Linked DNA regions of Homo sapiens: region 2 is linked to region 1. The links are chromatin loops, found by intact Hi-C in ENCODE. Cell type or tissue: PC-3. All regions are shown on one strand.

The links. A loop is a pair of places that touch in the nucleus more often than their neighbours do. Peaks named below come from ENCODE experiments on the same cell type or tissue, not always from the same donor. Only the 100,000 strongest peaks of a DNase experiment are listed, where the experiment ranks them.
Region 2: a loop joins it to region 1, with 4 times the contacts of the local background. A loop is called at or near these places in 3 of 110 quality-filtered maps.

Annotation. Positions count from the first base shown.
Region 1 is chr7:27,342,760-27,350,759 of GRCh38, reverse strand. LOC107986733 (a long non-coding RNA gene) reads left to right here and starts at 3,990. Exons shown (of 3, transcript XR_001745009.1): 1 at 3,990-4,050. In PC-3, no CTCF peak of the experiment used is centred here; DNase peaks (open chromatin) are centred at 949 and 3,649; H3K4me3 peaks cover 2,121 bases; H3K27ac peaks cover 2,499 bases.
Region 2 is chr7:27,239,069-27,247,068 of GRCh38, reverse strand. EVX1 (even-skipped homeobox 1) reads right to left here and starts at 4,267. Exons shown (of 3, transcript NM_001989.5): 1 at 3,612-4,267; 2 at 1,765-2,021; 3 at 1-1,183. The coding sequence starts at 4,038. The coding sequence ends at 644. It overlaps EVX1-AS (EVX1 antisense RNA), which reads left to right. Exons shown (of 4, transcript NR_120507.1): 1 at 1-108; 2 at 5,059-5,154; 3 at 5,428-5,520; 4 at 5,619-5,640. RefSeq lists enhancers at 632-1,241, 1,242-1,850, 3,772-4,649. In PC-3, no CTCF peak of the experiment used is centred here; no DNase peak of the experiment used is centred here; H3K4me3 peaks cover 1,614 bases; H3K27me3 peaks cover 1,337 bases.

The sequences.
Region 1 (8,000 bases):
AAACCAATCACTTACAGCACTTGATAATGCTTATTTTTAAATCTTTTCTCTTCCCTTTCATGTTTTATTTCTGAGGGAGGCATGGATCTCATGCTAGTTCTCGAATTCATCTGGGTCACATCGGCAGTTTTATAACAGCAGGGAGAAATCTATTGCCACAAAATTCTAACCTAACTAGATTTAAGGTCCTAATCTCGTCCGCAAAGCCTGCTGTCATAAAGTTGACTTTCATTCAGCCAGAGCACTGATTGGGCCTCCTGTGTGCCAGCCACTGGCTGGGCAAGCTGATGAGGGCCCAACCTAAGGTGGTAGTGAAAAGGGGATGGATGGTAAATGTTCCAGTTACTTTTGCTATGTTACATTTTCCCCAGAACTTAGTAGCTTAAAACAATTAACCATCATTTTATCATATCTCATTATCTCTGTGGTCAGAAACTTGGGGACCATTCAGTTAGGTGGTTTTCTAGGCAGGGTCTATCATAGTAGTAGTCAAATGATGGTTGAAGCCAGGTAGTCAGCAGAGGGGCAGAGTAGCTGGGACCTAGCCAACCATCTCTCTCTCTTCATGTAGTCCCGGGGCCTCTCTATGTGGTTTCACCACATGTGCTGGTTTGGGCTTCTCTACAACATGGAAGCCTCGTGGCTCCAAGGCACAAGCGTTCCAAGGAGCAAGGTGGAGGCTAAGTCGCCTCTTGGAAGTTACATGGTTTCACTTTCGCCAAATTCTATTAGTCAAAACAGTCATAAAAGTCTAGTTTCCAGGGGAAGAAATACAGACGCACCTATCAATAGGAGAAGGGTCAAAGAATTTGTGGATATATTTTAAAACCAGCGCACTAAGGAATTAGAATTGACAGGGCTTAGTGATTGATTGGATTTGGGGAGTAAAGCACACAGAGTGGAAGATGACTCAAAAATTGGTGACCTGGGCCAGTGGATGTGTAATTAACCAAGGTATGGAACTCAGGAGGAGGAACAGGTTTGATGAGAACAAGGTAGGTTCAGGATATGTCTAAGCAAAGATGACCAGCAAGGCAGTTAGAAAGTTATGTCTGGACCCAGGGAGAAAGTTGGGGGACTGAAAGGCTGTGTAGAGAAGCTTAGCCTTGACTATCCCAGGGAGAGTGTGTAGATCAAGAATAGAAGTCTGTGGACCGAGGGAATTAAATTTTGAGATTATCTGAGTATCTGCAACCACTCCATAGATTATATCTACCCCAAGCAGATATAAATGTGACTGACTCCACAGGGCATGTCCTTAGTGGTGAGTGGATACTGAGTGGGGCTGGCAGCTGGGGGGCCATCGTGAGGGTGGTAGAAAAAGACTGGACCAGGGTTGTGGGATCCCAAGGTCATGGTCATGTTCTTTCCCTACCGCACCTCCTCCCTGCTGTGTGCTTCCTTGTCATAGATGGACTCCATTCAGTTCCCACTTACCAGCTGCCCCCCTCTCCAACCCTTGGTTCCCTTTAATTTTGTGCGTTTTCTCCAGCTTGGGCGTAAGCCACTGTCCTTCCTCTACCCCCATTTCTTTCCCTTTCTCTTCCCTTCTGAATTCCAGGGCTTCCCCCACCCGTGATTATCTCCCTTCTCCTGTGCTAAGGTCTGGACTGAGATTGATTCTCAGCTATGCCCATCTGACAGACGGAGACAGACCACTTGTCCATACAGTATGGCATTTCCCAAGCCATTCCTACTGGCTTGCACTATCTTTTTACATTCAAATATCCACTTCTCCCTACTAAAAAAGCAAAAAAAAAAAAAAAAGCTCTGCTAGATTCCTTTTGACTTTTATTATTCTATTCTCAAATATTTGGGACCTAATCACTTAGACTTCAATTGAATTTGACTTTTCCAGATTTTCATCAAATCACTTGATATTTTCTATCTAACACTGAACCCTGTATTTTTAAAAGCCACATCACCTGGCTCCTGGATCTTAGTGACATTCTAAAGATTCACTTGAAAACAGAGTTTTTTCAGCACAAATGTGAACTCATTTGATTCTGTTAGTCACCCTACAAAGGAGACAGGTAAAATGGGTATTATCATTATTCCCATTTCTACTGATGAAGAAATGGAGGCTATGACAATTCAAGTCACCTGTCCCAAAACATACTGCTGGTAAAGGAAGTAGCCCAAATTTATACCCAGGTCTCCTGTAACACCATGACACACCACACTGCTTCTCAAAGGCCTATTACAGATGACATCCATTATAGTGAAACATTTGGAATAACTTTTAGGTGACACTTATTTGTAATGGAAATAGATATTCTAAAGAATCAATACTAAATCAGGATATCAAATAGATGGCATTATAATCTTGGTCCCACTGAAGGTATTCATCTGTAGGTTTTATTATTATTATTATTTTGAATTTAGGAACATTGACACCTTTATTATAATAACTTTTTTAGGATGACTGGGTTTTGGGGCATTTCTCTGAAATAGCACCTTATTAATCATGAATGGAGTCTTGATTTTTATTTTAATCATGTGCCCAGACATGGAGGGAAAAACGGAGAAACTTCCAGATTCTTGAGGCCAACTTTTTATCCCGTTATTAGAACTCCTTTCTCGTGAGGCATCGTAAGGCAGAAAGAGGACTCTCCTGGCTGCGAAGTGAGACAGAAGGACTCAAGCCACTTCACTTGAGGCCTTTCCTAGTCCTACCTTCGTTTAAACACACACACTCACAACCTCTTTTGATTTACACTGCTGTAGCCCAACTGTTTGGGAAAGCTGATGTTGTGGAATCCCTAAGTCATCTGTGACCTAGGTCACTAAAGACAGGAGCAATTTAGTAAAAGTATTAATTGAAAGTCTCCTGACAAGCCCTGCTCCTTCAGATAAAGTTACACATCAAACCCACACAGGCCGCCAGGCTATTCTGAGCAGGCTGAGATTTTCAATATCTCATAAACAGGCCCTTCAATCACTACAATCTAATAAGGCTATAATCATCATTGACACTATAATGATTAAAATGAATAAAACCCATTAAGAAAAGTCATGTTGAGTTATTAAAAGTTTCGCTCTGTGTGATATGTAATCTTTTATCCATTTTTTATGATGAAATCTGTAACCATCTATCCACGAAAGACCATTAATTTACTGCTCTGTGGATGTTACCATGCTCTTTAGTTTAACAGCTTATCATTGATTTCTTGAGGGAGATATTACATTTGGAGAAATACACATGGAACAAAAGCCCGAATGTTGCTCTAAATTTCCCACTGACAGAATGATCAAAGTATTTGGGTCTGGTCTGCAGCTCGGGGCTAGGGAACAAGTTTTCTAGAGCAGAGCAAGCCCTCTGGCTACCAGGCAGCAGATACATGTTTTCAGGCATCACAAATGCTTCTAAGGAAAGGTCATGTGCACCATGGCGGGAGGGGGGGAACAATAAAATGTCCATTAACCGGAGCCTAGTTAACTGGCTTATTGGCATCTATTAGAAACAAATTGCAAACAAAACTGATCCTATTATAAACTTCTCCTCCTCCCGTCGGTCAAGGGCAGTCTCTGATTGGTTCAGAAGAGGCCCCAACAAATACAGCGTTGTCAGATGGCTCCTTTATTTGCAAGGAGAAGATTGGGTTTCTGCCAGCAGCAGTCTCCAGCCCTGACTAGCAGAGAACTTACAGAGTTGGGAGGGATACGTGGCCCCGTCCCACAGAAACAGCACTGGAAAGGTGACTAATGTACTCCGGCCCGCATTCTTTCAACAGGGACTTTTTCCCCTAAGCAAACAGCAATAAAAAAATCTGAATAGAAGAATGTGGACACAGTGCTGAGCTAAGTGGTGGGGGAGCCCGATTCTTAATGTGTACTTTTTCTTATAAAAAAAACTCTGCTTCAATATCTTTACTGCTCATCTCCTGTTTAATCTTATTAACAGTAAAACCTAAAAAGATTCTGTGAAGCCAAGAAGAGGGTGTTGTCTTTAAAGGCATTCTTCATTTTTCCTGAAATGATTAATAAATCTATTTGCTAGCCTTCTTCGGCTGCCTCTCACTGAACAGACTTGCCAGTGTTTTCCAGCAGGTAAGGACAACACCCACACCACAAGGCAAAAATGGTGGGCTTATGTTTTATCAGATTTCCTTATTTTCCAGATTTGCTTCCATCATTGAGGTCCTGCTGGGTTTGGGGGGGCTTTTTTTCCACCTTATCTAAATAATATTAGGTTATAAACGTCATTCATAACATACTATCTCTTTTACTAAGGGAAGCCTGTTTTTACCAAAATAATCAAATATTCTTTATAATCCTCCCCTTTAAAAGAAAATAGAAAATTCCATTTGTAAGGTTTAAGTATAGTTCAAAGCGCAGCTAACAGACATCGATTTTTTTCAATCTTTGGAGAGTTAATTTAAGCCTACAACATTCCATCATGTAAGACAAAATGGTTGCTAAATGAAATTAAAAGGCAAATCCTCCAAGAATAAAAAGGAAATCGTTCTTTATATAATACATCATTAACCTGTGGAAATAACTGCTTCGGGGCATGATTGAGGCTAACAGCTTAGTAAAAATGTGTAAATGATGTAATACTTCTACAGATAAGAATGGCATTAGCGATTGTGAATTCTAAGAATGTTCACTTTCTGTGCACACACTCGTACCACAGTTGGAGTCGGGAGGACACTTCACAGGCCATTGCCATGCTTCTGCAATTGTTGGTGACACATAAACAGAGCGGTATCCCGTGTACGTACAATTAATGTTTTCTGCTGTTCTCATACCTTCATCTCACTTTTAACTATATTGATATCAACTGTGGTTCAAAGTGAAAATGGAATTGGGTAAATTATTTGTCCATTTCCATGAGGCAAGCCTTTATTTCCCCTCAATTTTTGGGAGGAGGGGATCAAGATGAAATGCACTATAAATGGTCATATGACTATGTCTAAAGACCCTTAAGAGAATTACAAAATTACTTAAGCATTCTGATCAAAAAGGACTGATATCTCGAAGAAAATTGTGCATGTGTGTGTATCTGTATATAACATAAAGTAAAATAAATAAGCCAGAGTGGGAGATAAGGAAATTCAGTACATCAAAGAAGGCTCCTTTTAGTCTATCTTCAGAGAAGGTGAAATTGACTGTTAAAATACCTATAAAAAATTTTAAAGACATTCCTGAATTTTAATTTATCATCATGGTATTAAAAATATAGCTCTTTCTAACCACGGAGGCACTGAAGATTTTGTGACATGAAAGTTTTCCTGGTGTTAATTTGAGCCTTTAATTAATTATAACCTTTTAGAAGGGGGCTGTATAACTGCCACAAAAAAAAAGGTTACATAGAGATGATGAAAAAATAAGACTCATTGCAGATTTTTAGTGAAGCTGCGCATTGGTGAGCTGTGGTTCTCAAGTGATGAGTCAGCACTTCTGTGATTGCAGGTGGAAAGAGCAATAAAATCTTGCTGAGTTTAGTTATTGAAATTATATGGTTTCATAAATAGTATAATGTTGTTCTCAGCAGGTAAATTTTATATTTTAATGACATCTGTATTATAACACATACAAATTCTCAAGCTCAAGGTCAACAGAGCCTTCTTCAATATGAGCAGCTGGAGCCCAGCACTGAGGCTGGAAATGAATAATTCAAGCTCTGAAGTGCTGAGGGCGTGGGAAGAGAAACTGAGATCACAGTAACTTATTAATTAGGAAAAAAGATATTTTCCTGGTAGGCCATTTGGAGGTATAGGAAATATGCAGGTGTGAGTGAGTGAGAATGTTGTATAGATGACTAAGCTTTCTAATGAGGTAACAGAACTGAGTGAAGATTTTGCTATAATGAAGAGGCAAGCCTGCTGTAGAAATGAAGCGCTTTGGATTTCAGCTTTAACTATGTTAAAATACAAGTCAAGTGCTCCTTAATTAGAACCAATATACTCCTGTTCACCTGATCACCTTTAAGCCCAGGTAACCACATTTGCACATCTAAACTCCCTCCTGAACTTATTAACTTAAAAAAAAAATGCCTGAAGAGACTAACTTTGTTTGGGTTGTTACTAAATCAGCTTTGTTTCATTGAAAAGCCTGCTCATTAGCTGTAATCCTTCCAGCTGTTTTCCCTTAGAGCCTCTGCAGGTCTACTGCCAAGACTGGTGTGGAGATTTTTGCTTGGATAAATGGCACATTATTGCTCCTCTTTCAAAACATCTCTATACCACAGGGTGACTATAGTTAATAACAATGTACTATACACTTGAAAATTGGAAAGAGAATAGATTTTAAGTGTTCTCACCACAAATAAATAAGTATGTGAAGCCATGGATATGTTAATCGGCTTGATTTAGCCATTCCACAATGTATACATATTTTGAATGTCATGTTGCACACCATAAATGCATACAACTTTTATTTACCAATTAAAATTCATTAATTTAATTAAATCTCCCTCATGTATGAACCACTTAGTAATTTACAACGCACTTTCCTTTGCATCACATTGTATTGAATCCTCACAGCAAATTCTGAGGTAGACAAATCTCTATTTTACAGATGATAAAACTAAGATCCAGAAAAGCTGATTCATTACTTAAGGTCAAACAGGTAATCGTTGAAGTCCAGGAACACATTTAGGTCTTCTCTCTCCAAATCTGCCTCTCTCCTTACCATACCAAACTTCACAGTAGCAATGTTGAACACTGCGTGATGCTCAGTAACCATTTTAAAGTCATAACACAGTAGTTTGTCATTGCTAAACCTTTTATGGGTTGTGTTTCTTTAGACATTACAGAAAGTGTTTTAAGAGCCGCTGCTCGTTTACTCTGGTTATCCCAAGACAAACAGTGTGGGCGATGGAAGCTAACCTGACTGGTGGTCTGCCCAATAGTTATCCCCTCTGCCTTTCTTTCCTGAGAGAGCCCTGATTTTGTTTGGAGACCTCCCTTTCTCTATGTCATTCATAGTAAAGCCTGAATAGACCAAGCTAAGCAAGGTAATGCTGTCTTCTATCAGTGACTGGTTTAGGAAGGAGGCTGCAACACAATTCTGGCCAGTGAAATGCAAGAGAGACTACCAGAGGCCTTCTCAGGAAAGTTTCCTTAGTTTTAAAGAGAAGCACATTACGAAACATTCCCTCTTCTTCTTCTTCTTCTTCTTTTTTTTTTTTTTTTTTTTTGAGACGGAGTCTTGCTCTGTTGCCCAGGCTGGAGTGCAGCGGCATGATCTTGGCTCACTACAACCTCCGCCTCCCAGGTTCAAGTGATTCTCCTGCCTCAGCCTCCCGAGTAGCTGGGATTACAGGCACACGCCACCATGCCCAACTATTTTTTCTATTTTTAGGAGAGATGGGGTTTCACCAGGTTGGCCAGGCTGGTCTTGAACTCCTGACCTTAAGTGATCCGCCTGCCTCAGCCTCCCAAAGTGCTGGGATTACAGGCGTGAGCCATTGCGCCCAGCTGACCCTCCCTCTTCTTTTAATGAGTAGCATCATCTCATGACCATGAGAAGAGCTAGCCTCAGGAAGAAGCTGATCCACTGAGAATGACAGAGATGGTGGGAAGCCAGGTCCCTGATGAAAAGCTGATGGATTAATCAACCCTAGAGCCACCATGCCCCGGGACTTCTTGTTACAGAAGAAAAGAAAATTCCCTTATTGTTTAAAACAGTTGAGTTGGAGTTTCCTGCTACTTACAGCCAAGCATCTAACAGAAAATTTGTCCAGGTGAACAAGTTGGATACGTATCTCAATTTAAGGCCATTTAAAGTTATGCTACAATCAGCTGAAAAGATCTTAAATTGCCTAACAACTGTAGGATATTATTATATCCATTAGGTGCTCCAGCTTTCCTAAAAATATACTTATTTTTATTTTCACAAATAAAAAGCACCTGAAAGACCATACATAAAATCATCTCATAAATTAATAACAATACATGATTATAAATCTGGAGATCAGCATAATAAAATGGTTAGAAACCTATTAGTTGAAAGCTTGGATAATATATATAGTCTTGAAAACCCCTTTTAATTCT
Region 2 (8,000 bases), 100 kb after region 1:
GACGCCAGACCCAGAAGATGCTGTGTAGTCGAGGCTCCAGGTCCCATGCCAAGGGGCTGGATTCTCCCTGGTAGTAAATCATCTCTCACTCTCTCCTCCAAATGACTGGTATGTTGCCATCCACCAGCCCCTTGTCATGCCTTGGAAAAGCTGGCAAAGATTAATCTCTACCTGCTCTGCATACACAGCATTTTGTTCAGAGAGACAGCAATTTCCCTTTCCAGTGCTTGGGCCTTGGCTGGGGAGAGGGGGCCCGGTGAGAAGGGAGTGTGAGGTGGAGGGTGAGGGGCCGAGGGGCCGAGGGACTGGATATTGGTTGCTGTTGCTGCTAAGTTTTGTTTAGCTTTGGAGCTACAGCCTCGACCCTGGTGGGGGGCGGTGGGTCCGGAGGCTGCCCCGGAGGAAGGTCTCTCAAGCTCTGCTTCCCTATCCCCACTCCTGCTCCCCAAACGCGCCAGCCACCGCCACTTCCTAGGCTTTCCAATTCTTGCGGCCGGATCCCGCTGGTCCTTTTCCGCCCTCTCCTTTCCCCCTTGGCGTCCTAGGGGCGAGGAGCGAGGAGCGAGGAGCGAGGCTGGCTGAGTCCCGGGGCCGGGGGGTGACCCCACGGGCGTCATGGAGCCGGCAGCCAGCCGGCGGCCCCTTATCTAGTGAGGGGCACCTCCTCCCTCTGGTCCAGCGCGACGGAGGAGGCCTTGCTGAGCACCGAGGGCGCGAAGGTGAGGAAGGAGTCCGAGCGGGAGGTGGAGGCACAGGTGAAGTCCGAGGCGGCGGCAGCCCGGGGCGCCAGCCCGTTGGCCGGGCCGCTGTGACAGGCGAGGCAGGAGCAGGGGCCGCCGGCAGAGGCGCCCAGTCCGTGCGCGGGCCCGGGGTAGAGCGGCGGGTGGCGGAAGGCGCACAGCAGTTCGGGCCGCGGGTAGGGCTGCGACAGCACGCGGAACGTGTCGAGCGGGCGCAGCGAGCCGCTGAAGGGCGAGGCGGCGGCGGAGGCGGCGGATGCGGCGCCCAGGCCCACCGGCGAGTAGTAGGGCAGGGGCAGGTGCGATGGGAAGGGGTAGGGCAGGCCGCCCGCGGCCGCCGCATGGCTCATCATGTAAGTGTAGAAGGCGGGGTCCGCCGGGTGCGGCCACGTCATGGCCAGGCGCTGCCGCTTGTCCTTCATGCGCCGGTTCTGGAACCACACCTGGGGAGAGGAGCGGAGCAGGTTCAGTAGCTGGACTTGGCCCGATGCTCAGAGGCCAGTAGTCTGGTCCCGCTCCGGGGACAGTGTTCGCAGGGCAGGAACAGCCAAAGCAGACACCAGCCGGGTAGAGACCGACCCCACCACCACCACCTGGAGCTGGAATCCCTCCGAGAGAGGTTTGGGGAGTGACTCCAGCCCGCTCCCTCCTTCCTTCTGCCCAGGTGGCCAGGCCCCCGGGGTGCCAGAGGCCAGTGTGTGTATGGGAGGAGCAGTGAAAGGACATGGACTCAATTGGTCTGCGGCCGCAGAGAGCGTGTCCCCAGAAACTTCCTTGTCACCCGCACAGGCACTCTATCCCCTTCCCCCACGCCCACCCCTTGTCTATTTAACCAGGAAAGGGACAGAGTCAGCCACATGGCAGCAATGCCTGCCTAGGAGCTGTCACGAGGGTCAATCTGCACGCGCCGGGCAGGGAGACCCCAGGCCCAGATTCCTGGCCTGCGTTTCAGGGAGTTGGCAGTTGGCATTTACTTCCCGCTAAATAGGTGCACACCCGCCTCCCCAGCCTGGACCCCGCATACCTTGATGGTGGTTTCCGGCAGGTTTAGGGCGGCCGCCAGCTCACATCTCCGCGGCCTGGATACGTAGTTCTCCCGGTAGAATTCCTTCTCCAGCCGCGCAATCTGCTCTCGGGTGAAGGCGGTGCGGTAACGACGCATCTGGTCACTGGCGCTGCACGCCAGGGTGCCTTGCGAGCCGCCCCCACCACTGCCGCCGTTGCTCTTGGGGGTCTCGCTCCCTCCGTTCGGACTGCCGACCAGCGCCTCGGAGCCGGACCCTGCACAGCGAGTCCAGAGCACAGGCGTGTACAGACACAGACACACAAACGCCATTGAAGTGGGGCTGTAGGCCTAAGGTGGGAGGGTGATTTGGGAAGGGACACCCTGTCAGCCACCTCAGTAACTGTTTCTGCTAGGGTACTGCGGCCTCTGGGGAACCCAAGAAGGGAAAATAAGGGCCTGCCCTTGATTGGGTAGGTAGAGGTCTTTGGGGAGGCCTTCCCTTCCTCTAAGGCATCCTGGGTACAGGGGTTCCCAGCCGCCCTTCCCACCTGCCCTGGAGCATAGGTGAGATTTCTGCCTCCCGTTGGCAGGGCGTGCACTTCTGACAGGCACATGAGTTGAGATGCACCTTTGTGCTAGAGGGTTGTAAACTCTGGGTCAAGTGCATTGTAGTATGCTGGGCATTCAGAGAGTTTCCTTGCTCTTATGTGTGACGGGCTGCCAGAACAGGTGTGGGAATGTGTACTAGGTTCCGTGTATTGCAGGGCTGGAGTGAGAATGCATGTTGAGTATCTTATTTATTACCTTAGTATATGTGAGTGGAGTCCAGGTTGTTCTGAGGGTTATGGGAAGGAGGCTGGGTGAAATCGGTGATAAGATAGTAAGGGGTAGGTGCAGGTATTCAACAAGGCGTTGGCTGCCAAGACCAGGGGGTGGTCTTTCTCCCCCCCGCCCCCAGGCTCTTTCCACCCACTCCTACAGTTCTGTGGAGGAGTGTCTGCTGGTGGGCTCCCCTCTCCTCCCCCCCACCAACCCGCGCCCAGTTTTCTACCCCCTTCTGGGGAGGTGATTGTTGGCACAGAGGGAAACTCCCTTCCGGGCTATCCACCCCTTTCCCATTAGCCTTTGGTGGGGAGGGGTTCTCCAGTTAAACCAGCCCCCCTTTGGGCCTACCTCTGAGAAGGGTGGGGCTCCAGCCCCCTGCAGCTCCTTTTCCTTTGGGTGGAGAAGTGGGACTAGGAAGGAAAGGGGAAGGGGGGAGGACCCGATCTCTGCCTTTTCAAATGCAACCGGAGACCAAAGGCAATTAGACCATTGGGACCATTTCCGACCTGGCGCCGCGAAGCCCGGGAAGTGACAAGGTAATTTGGACCTCTGACCGACGTGCAAACTGGTCGGAGGGCTGCAGCACCCGGGCTGCCCAAGTGGGCCGCAATTTTACGGTCCTTTATGGACTCCTGGCTTCCGCGCCTCCATGCCTCTTACACCCTGCCAGCCACAAACTGCCCGGATCGGCGTTTGATCTTGCCCTCGCCTGGGGAAAGTGTCTTCCCCGAGCAATTGAAGCATTCCCCGAGCAGTTGAAACACTGGGTGCTTGGGGTGAGCTTCGAATCCCCCAAGTCCAGGACTTGCATCCGCCCCCTCAGCACCCCGCACTCAAGGCACTGCTGTCACCCTCAGTCCCGCCAATGCCAGAACACAGTAGGAGACCCCCGCCAGAACGCAGATAGCAGAGAGAGTTGCTCAGGTGGGTCCCCCCAGCCATCCTGCCCTAGGGGAAGGGAGTGTCTTCCTCCTGGCCTGCGCCGAAGTGAAGGGTGGGCGCAGTGGGAGGCCCGGGGAGCGGAGGGGCACGGTGGCTACCTTTGCTGTGCTGGTACTCGGCGTTCCCGGTGGCGCAGTCCGGGGTGCAGCTCACCTCGATTTCTTCATAGAAATCCGACTCGGTGTCCGAGCTACTGGGTTGCCCCTGTCCGGAGAGGCTGTCGACTGAGGGGGCCGGGGGTCCTGGGCCGAGCATGGCCGCCCCAGCTACCTGGGGCTCGGCGCCCGGCCCCGCCGCGCTGCCTGCGAGTCCATCTACCGGCTCCTCCTCCGGGCCTCCCCCGCCGCGCTCCCGGGTGGCCGGAGGGACGGCCCGAGGGCTCAGGCAACCACGGGGCACCATTTTCTCGGGCGGCTCCGGCAGCGGGCTGCCCACGGCTTCGGACAAATTTGAGACTCTCTTGCCAACCAGAGTGCCAAGCTGACCCCCATCCAGAAACACAACCATGTCCTTTCGGCTCTCCATCCCGGGGCTCTCCGGTGGGGGAGGGGAAAGCCCCAAGTGAGTTCCTAACCCCGGCTCCCTGGGTCTCCAGCGGCCGGACGGATCTTGGTTGCAAGAGGGAGAAAGAAAGGCCGGGTGCCTGGGAGGGCGCGGAGCTGCTGGAGCGCGGTCTGGACCGCGACCGCGGCGGTGGCGGTGGGAGCTAGGGTCACCTTGTGAAGCGAGCGCTCCTCTGTGCCGCACCGCCTCTGGGAGGAAGCCCCATTGCCCTCTTCTTTCTAAGCTGTCATCCTCCTGCTGCAATCGTCATTACAGTACCGCTGGTGACGCCACTCGGCGAGCGCAAGTGGATAAATAGAAACGTCTGCCACAGCGAAGATGAAAGGAAACCCGCAGCTAATGGCTCGGCAGTGATGCGCCAGGTGTGGGCCTCGCTCGATTGGGGAGGAGAGTGTGAAAACAGACAGAGAGACACACACACTGAGAGAGGGAGACACCCAGGCAGAGGGGATGCAAATGGAATTCCGCAGAAAGAAAAGAGAGCTTAACGCGCGCGGCGAGTTCCGCAGGGGCAGCGGGACTCGGTAATTAAATAAGCTTTTGATTTTTTCTTTTATTGTTGTTTTGACTTTTGTTTTCTTAACTTGGTGCCTTGATCTAACACCGATGAAAGAATCCATAACTGCATTTTAGAAGTGTGAAGCCCGGCTTACAAGCCTCAATTCTGTCGGCATTATTACAACTGTCTGCCCCTGGCAGCTAACCTCAAACTGGCTGAAAAGTCTTTTTACAAGCTACGGAAAAATGTATTCCCCCGCCCCAAGTTGACTGGAGAGCTTGAGGCTGGGCCATCTTTTCCTCTTTTCTCCTCCCTCTCCCTACCCACCTCTGTCTCCTTACTCCTGCGAACCAAACTTTGCTATTTTTCTTCCCTAAGGGGCAAGAAATAAATACCTTATTATTATTTTTTAATTTAAAGACCCGCCTTGGCTTCTGTAAGAGTGTGTGCTGATTTCTTTTAAATACCTCCTTCCCATCTAGATGGCCTTAAGTTTTCCACAGCCTGGCTTCATCTTGAGATGGCTATTCGTACAAGAAGTCGCTTTCCCGTTTGCCTGGACCTCGCCTGCACTCCAGGTATGTTGGGTGGGGAGAGTTTCTAAGAGTTGTCTTTTTTTTTCCCTTGCCCATATTTTAAAGTATTCGTTCAGAATCAGCGAAGTCTCCTGGAAAGAGGTTTTTCGAATGAAGAGGCGCCAGGAATGCGGCCCCTGCTGTGGCAGTACTGGAGGCCCCTACTTGGGAGAAGGCAGTAGCTTTCACCGCGCTATTTTGGGCAGGGGTTCAGCCTCCCCGAGTACAAAAAGGTTGGGGTTCATAGAGGTTTGACTCATAAGGTCCTCTCCCAAGTCCCTGCCTAGGGGCAGTGGTACCTGTCTCCAAAAGTGGATGGCGTTTGAGGTAGAAGAGAGTGAAGTCGCTGAAAATGCCCTAAAACAGCAAGTAAGTAGGGACTCTGATGAAGGGCTGGAGGTGGGGGCAGGGGTTGTGGAACTTAATATCTGGAAGCTGCCATAGGCCTCTCTTGGCTCCTCTCCCAGGGAAGAAGCTGGTATAAAACTCCTTCAAACTGACCCTTTTTGAGCTCCAAGCAAGTGTGCTGGGGCCAGGTGGGTGGGCTGAGTCTATCCCCACATTGCTGAGAGCAGGAGGTGGGCACCTTCTATGCTCAACCCCCCTTTCTCCGCCTCCTCCCGAAGAGCTTCTAGCCCTAGGCAGCCAGCTGCAAAGGGCAGCCCAGCACCTCCCTCCTTTCTGTGTCCCTAGCAAAGCCCCAGCTTTTACAGGTAAGTCCTCTTCCGTGACCTTTTTATCTGTTATCTCCTACTTTTCTCTCCTCCTTTTTCTCTTTCTGTATTCTTCTCCTTCTTTGCTTCTCTCCTCCATCTTCCTATCCATAGGGTTAAGGAAGGTAGAGGAAGTAAGGGGTCCAAAGAAAGACAAAGTTTCCTCTTCACTCCGGCTTTCCACTTCTCTTTCAGTCTAAGACGATGTTCATTAATCTTGCCTGGGGGCGGAGGCAGCGGGATCCGGAAGGTAGTGTCCACATAGATATTTCTACTCCTTGGGACTCCTGAAGCCACTATATGCTGAGCACTGCTAGCCCCAAAATCCAGGGAAATGTTTTAGAGGTGAGAGGATCAATTGGGAGTGAGGGGAGTCAAATCCTAGAACCTTTTCCTGCCTTGGAGAGCTGTCCAGGTATTCTATCTTTCTCTGTCCTCCCTACCAGCAGCCACAGCCTGAGGGAGCACCTGGCTTGCTCTCTTTCCTGTCAATGGCAAGCCCCCTGGGCATCTGTCTTAGAGCTTCCAAGGTTGCCTACTCTCTATAGGGCCCTCCAGCACTGGGCCTTTGAGGTGCCCACCCTCCTTTCCTCCTTGAGCGCTTAACCTTCTCGTGAGTAGCCTGCTGCCCCCATCTCCTGGGGGCTGGGTCCTCAGAGGGACTCCTGGCTCCCCACCCCGCCCCCAGCTCTGCATTCAATGGGAATCCTCTGTTTGATCCGCTTTTCTTCTGGGTGAGATGAAAGCCGAGTAGGAGTGAGAGATCAAGGAGTGCCACTTAGTCTGCTTCCTGGGTCGGGCCCTACGGAGCAGGGCTTACATCCCGCGGAGAGGGCTGGATGGAGCTGAGGACCGGCTTTTCAGAGGGAGGTTGCCTCCCTTGGGCTCCAGATCTGAAGCTTCAGGGACACATCCCCTCAGCCCAAAGCCTTCCCCAGCCCTCTCCCGACTTCTGCCCCGCTCTTTCAAAGCTGACTGGCCAGTCTTAGGAGCCTAGGGAACCACACCCACCCCCGCCCCTTTCCACCGGCGCATTAGGGGGAAAACGTTTTAACCAAATGTCACTTCTTCCAAAAGCATCCTTTCATCAACCTCACATTAAGAGCGGTTGGGTTTTTAAAGGAAAGAAGACAAAAAAAGAGAGGACTGGATAAGAACACTGTTTTGGTTTTTTGGGCGGTGAATGTGGGGGGAGTATTTAATAACATCGTTATCACTGTGTCGTGAAGGTTATTCGCGGCACGGCTCGAGAAGGAAGGTAAATTCCGAGAGCAAGTGAAGCCCTGCACAACCCCATTAAGCCTGGGCAATCCCATGACAGCGGAGAGGGGGTGATAGCAGCTGAGGTGGAGGCCGCTCCAGGCCCGGCGGCTTCTCATTTCTCGCGGCGGGGGACACCCATCCCCCACCTGCCACACGGCAGGCCCCCCGTCCCTTCCCCCGCTGGGGCGACGGGCTCCGGTCCAGCCGGCTCCTCTCGGATTGAAATTCTCCGGACTTCAAAAGCTCCCAGCTTGGCTTCCGCCGGGGCTGGGCTGGCCTGGCCCGGGCCGGAGGGGGGTGGGTGGGAACCCCGGGGAGGCGACGGAGATAAGATGCGCGGGTCGTTTTAAATGGAATCGGAAGCCGGGCATAGGCCCCCAGACGCGCGGGTCAGCTGGAACAGCTTCGCTCCTGAAGAAAACCGGGCTCGGAAAAGCGGCGCGTGTGGGGCCTGCCTCCGCAGTCTGCCCGCCCGGCTCGGGGGAGATGGCCCGCGGCCCCGATCACCCTCCCCAGCCTGCAGCGGGCCTTTCAACGGCGACAGGGCCCCGAGAAGGGAGAGAGCGAGGAGTCCTGAGCCGGGGGCCAGGAGCTGGCTTGTCGGCTCAGGTGTCGGTGAAAATGTGATCAGGAAAAAAATGTTTTCGCTTCTCTTTGGTTAAAAAGTAAGAACAAAGGGAGCTTCCTTCTAAACAATAAGCGTGGTCTGGCTGTCGTGAATATTAGTCTTGGGCCCTCCGTCATCTTCCAGGCCGTGGTGGGGGCGCCAGACTGCTGGGTCCTCGCGGTGGGGACAGCCGGAGGTGGGTGGTTCTGGGACCCGCTTCCCCCTTCTGCCTTGGCAGCTGCTGATGCCCTTTTGGGAACCTAGTG